Linked DNA regions of Mus musculus: region 2 is linked to region 1. A link is a loop called in an ENCODE intact Hi-C map of the cell type or tissue named here. Cell type or tissue: left cerebral cortex. All regions are shown on one strand.

The links. A loop is a pair of places that touch in the nucleus more often than their neighbours do. Peaks named below come from ENCODE experiments on the same cell type or tissue, not always from the same donor. Only the 100,000 strongest peaks of a DNase experiment are listed, where the experiment ranks them.
Region 2: it touches region 1 in a loop (2.6-fold over the local background); 3 of 42 quality-filtered maps call a loop at or near these places.

The regions. Positions count from the first base shown.
Region 1 is chr13:37,414,352-37,416,851 of GRCm38, forward strand. It overlaps Ly86 (lymphocyte antigen 86), which reads left to right. Exons shown (of 5, transcript NM_010745.2): 4 at 1,146-1,198. Among named protein-coding and RNA genes, the nearest start is that of Gm4035, 20 kb to the right of the region's middle. In left cerebral cortex, no CTCF peak of the experiment used is centred here; a DNase peak (open chromatin) is centred at 1,546; H3K27ac peaks cover 1,260 bases.
Region 2 is chr13:37,353,152-37,355,651 of GRCm38, forward strand. The region is part of intron 1 of Ly86 (lymphocyte antigen 86); the gene reads left to right. Among named protein-coding and RNA genes, the nearest start is that of Ly86, 9.1 kb to the left of the region's middle. In left cerebral cortex, no CTCF peak of the experiment used is centred here; a DNase peak (open chromatin) is centred at 1,479; H3K27ac peaks cover 1,515 bases.

The DNA of each region.
Region 1 (2,500 bases):
AATCCCAGCACTTGGGAGGCAGAGACAGGCGGATTTCTGAATTTGAGGCAAGTCTGGTCTACAGAATGAGTTCCAGGACAGCCAGAGCTACACAGAAAAACCCTGTCTCGAAAAAAAAAAAAAAATAGTGATGGAGTATGTCTTAGGTAGGGTTTCCTAAGAAGAAAAGAAGAGACACCATGACCAAGGCAACTCTTATAAAGGACAACATTTGATTGGGGCTGGCTTACAGGTTCAGTGGTTCAGTCTATTATCATCAAGGTGGGAGCATGGCAGCATCCAGGCAAGCATGTTGCAAGCAGAGTTGAGAGTTCTGCATCTTGATCCAAAGGTAGAAAGGAGGAGACTGGCTTCCAGGCAACTAAGATGAGGGTCTTAAAGCCCATGCCCACAGTGACACACTTCCTCCAACAAAGCCGCACCTACTCCAAGGCCACACCTCCATAGTGCCACTCCCTGGGCCAAGCTTATTCAAACCACCACCAAGTATGATGACCAGGAAGACAACCACCATTATGCTAGGAACCTGAATCCTTTGCTTTTCTTTTCTTGAAAAGAGGACAGCTGATAATCCACTGTCTTCGGTGTGTCCGGACATAGTGAAAATGATGCCATGTGGCTCCTTCAGCAATAAGTAGTAACAGACACTGTATTTAGAGAAGAGAACAAAACAAAACCAAAAGTGACTACAACCCAGCCCTTACCTGTATCACAAGTATTGGGTGTTTCTCCTGGAACTATTGCAGTGTCTTTGAGTTTCTGGCCACAGATCTCAAAACATTTCACCCTGTATTTCCAGCACCAGTCTAGACTCTTGACCTCTCAGTCAGCCAGGGTCTTTCCACGACCTGCTTGCTTCCTTCCCACACTTCTCACTATCTGGACAGTGCTCCATCCAGAAGTTTCTGTACCGTCAGCCTCATCACTGGGAAGCAAGAAACATGTACATGGGCAGAGACTATTGTTCATCAACACCTGAGATCCATTTGAAGTCAGGAAATTAAAGCTTTTATATCAATGGCTACTCTTATTTTATTATCCAGACTTGATCTACGTCTCTACGGCCACAGATGATATGATAACCTTATTTGGAGGGTTGTTTTAAATGAATGAATAACATTATCTGTGATCTATATATTTTTCAGAACAGATATACTATGCCGGCCCTGTCAATAACCCTGGACTTGATGTTCCACAGGTAAGGTTTCTTGTTTTGTGTTGTTGTGTATTATTGTGTTGAAGAGTTGATTTTAAACTCTTGGAGGAGAAAAAAAAAGAGAAAGAGGAGAAGGAAAAGGAAAAGGAGAAGGGGGAAGAAGAGGAGGAGGCAAAGAAGAAGAGAACTAGACTTACATAATTGAAAGTGTCGGCACATGCCACAGTTAGGAGGCATGCTAACAAATGCTAACATAGTTAGGAGGCATGCTAACACACTGACTTTGATGCTTCATGATCCTTTCAGTTGAACCAGAACAAAACCTACTGGAGTTGAAATTCTGGCATCTTGTCCACAGGATCAGGGTTGTGTGGGGGAACTCCATATGGCTAGTGTTGTGTGGGGTGTGTAGGAGGCAACTAGCTTCTGGCAATCTAGAGAAAGGAGAGTTTACAAAATCCCAAAGGTTTCAATGTCCCACTGGTTACCATGCCACACTATGACTGCCAAGCTGGGATGTGGGTCTGCTTCTGTTTACTGTACAATGTATAAAGAACAGGGATGGGGAGATAGCTCAGCTGGGAAAGGGCAAACCTAAGGATCTGAGTTTGATCTCCAGAGCCCATGTTAGGAAATCCAGATGAGACAGTATAGGCTTATAATCCAAGTGCTGGAGAAGCAGAAGCAGGCAGGCTCCTGGGACCTGCGGGCCAGCCAGCCTAGGGGGTTTCAGCTCAGTGAGAGATGCTGACTCAGAAAAAAAAAAGGAAAAAGTTAGATGACACACGAGGAGTGACACCCACGATTGTCCTTGGCCTCCACAGGCATGTGCACACACAATTATATGTGTTCCACGTGCACATGCATCTGCACACACAAACATGACCACATGACACATGTGGCCAAAGAATAAAGGCATAAACCCAGCCCATCCCTCCAGAGTCTGGGATATCCAGGGTAAAAAGGGGGCACATCTAGGGTCTCCTTGCTGGTGAGGACTTTGCAACATCCTAAGTCAGCACATTAGGGGACACAAATCAGGACATTCAAGGATAAAGGAGTCAAATTTTTTTATAACGCACCCACTCCCAAGAAAACCCATTACTCCTTAATCTATTAGTCCATAAATGAATGAATCCACTCACAAGGGCAGATCTCTTTTAAAGATCCCACATCTTCTGATCTCACGCTGGGGATTGCGTCAACAGACTTTATAGCAGGGACAGTCAAGCCAAAGCATTGTGGCCCATCCTGAGCATCCACGAGCAAGACTCAAAGCCAAGACGAGGATTTCCTGGAACATCATAAAAATGTCATTGCTCACACATCCTGCTTTCAGCTTCA
Region 2 (2,500 bases), 61 kb before region 1:
TAAGTTGTTGACATTTGCTTCAGGTTGGGCAATTTAACTGACCTCCAAAATGTCCCTTAATTATGAAATTCTAAATCTGGTCACGCACAGGTACCTGCATAATCCATCAAGGTAGTCAAACAGGACAATTAATCAGGCTTTAAGAATGCAAAGCAATGCTGGCAAAATCTCCCACAGAATAGAGGGCAAACTACGAATGACTTACCCCATAGCTCAATGTAACAAGACATACAGATAAACTGTTCATCAAAAAGTTTTAAGGTGCCCTGGGAGGTGAGGACCGAGGAAAGGGACACTTCTTTCTCCAGAACCTGACAATTCTGAAGTAAATGGAGCATAAAACCAATACCAAAGAAATGACATAATAAAATCAAAAAGAATCGCAGACCTTAGAGTCATTTAGCCATGATTTCTAATCCTGCAGAGAAAGTAATCTCTCCTAGCCCATGCTGTTGTACAATTAAGGAAAATATTGAGAAGTGGAGAAGGTGGGGCAGAGGCAGAGAACATGGATTCCAGGTGCCAAGTTTAGACATTCAAGATGCACACTGAACAGCAGATTTACCTGGAGCAGGACTGGCTTTTGGGTCAAATTTTAAAACAGGAAATTGATGTAGAAAATACAAGAGATGCAAGTGTTTGTTTGTTTGTTTGTAATCTTGTAAGAACACACACTGGAAAGGAAGCAGTCCCTATAGATAGGTTCCTGAGAAGACACCATAGGGACCTTCTAGTGGTTGCATTTAATGGAAACCACTTAGAAGCCAACCCTGCAGAGCAGTGCGAATCCTCCTGAGCACATTAAAAAGAAGAGACTCAGTAACCTGGTGAACAGAGGGAAGTATGCTCTGGCTGGCTGCGGTTCTACAGGGACCTCCTTAATAGGCAGGAAATGGGTGTGTTCTAAAAGGCTATGCACTGCCCTTTCCAGCCAAAGAAAAGCTCCCTGGGCTCCTGGCTCCGTTTGTGTTTTGAGAGGAGAATCTTGGGAAAGGGTGAGATAGGGAAGGCTGTCCTCCAGCTGGTTTTCAGTCAGCACATCCTAAACACCACAGGCAGCATGGAGTCCTGAGCATGGCCTCCATCAGGCGTGGATGGAGGGATTTGTGCAGGGCATGGGACACCAGAGTCTGAGAAAGTGGCCTTCAATGAAAATCCCACTGTGAGTTCCGTCTGGACAGTGGCCAAGGGACATGCAACTGTCAGGGAGTGTCAGGACTTTGATAGCAGCGTCTCCAAGACACAGAGCGACAGGTGGCCCTTTCAAGACCCAAGCAGCAGGACAGGGGTCTAGATGGGAAGAGGAAGGTGGCTTTCTCAGTAAATTCATACACTCTAGGCTTGTGTTCTGCCTTTCCTAGATTCCTTCTAAGGTCAGACTCTAGATCTCTGATCCAGTAGCTTTGTGCTAGAGAACTGGAACTAGCAAGCAGATGCTGGACGTATATAGCAGTCAAGCAGGAAGCAGGTGCCCACACGCTTCTGTTAGGCTGATGGCTGAGCAATGCACAGAAGACAATGTGCAGATTAGGGTGTCGCAGGAGTCCCTTTGGCTCTTAACCATGAGAACAGAGTGCAAGAACAATCTCTGTACGGTGGCCATGAATGCTGCCCCCTTTCCCAGTAGCTGAGACCTTTCTTATCTAAGAGGCTTCCTTGTGCATTGGTGATGATTTAGTTCCTCTAGTACTGTGCTTTGAAGTGTCCCTTTAAAGACGTGAGCCCTACTCACACAACTGACATCCCAATGTGTTGTTCATTTAACACACTTTTGCAGAGACGTGCACATTAGCCACAAATTTATCAATGGAATTTCCTTAAATGTTTGGTAGACCACAACAGACTTTTCCTGATGACTTTAAAACACTGAATAGCAGAGGAAGTGTGTAGTGACCATCACAAAATAATTTCACTATGATGTTTCTCAAAGTTGTTTCTGAACATTGGCTTCATGGGCCTAACATTTTTCATCTTTGTATCGACACTCATATTCTCCTCTTCCTTTTCTTTTTAAAATTTGATTGACCTATCACCGATGCTGCCTCAATCTCTCAATCCTCTGGCCTCAGCTTCCCGAGTAACTGGTATTGTGGGTATAGACCTGGTATTGTGGGTATAGACCTGGTATTGTGGGTATAGACCTGGTATTGTGGGTATAGACCATGGCACGATCACTCTTATCTATAAGACTTATGCTTTCTTGCAGCTGTTGGGGTATGTATTGGGCTATTTCTTGGTATATCTAGCATGTTCAAGCTCAATGAAAACATGGTTTTTTTGGACTTACCAGCCAGTCGACTCCGGACCCAGTTGCCAGTCATCGGCTTAAGTTCTCTTGGCATAATGCTTCCTGCCACAACTTAAAGACCTCTGAAGACTCTTCTTCCCACAAACCTCTTTCCGCTCTGCCATTTTCTCCTTTAAAAGTACACTGAGGTCTGCTGGGTCACTGTTTTGCAAATTCACACCCTGCCATTATCCTATGCTTGGAGGCTTATGT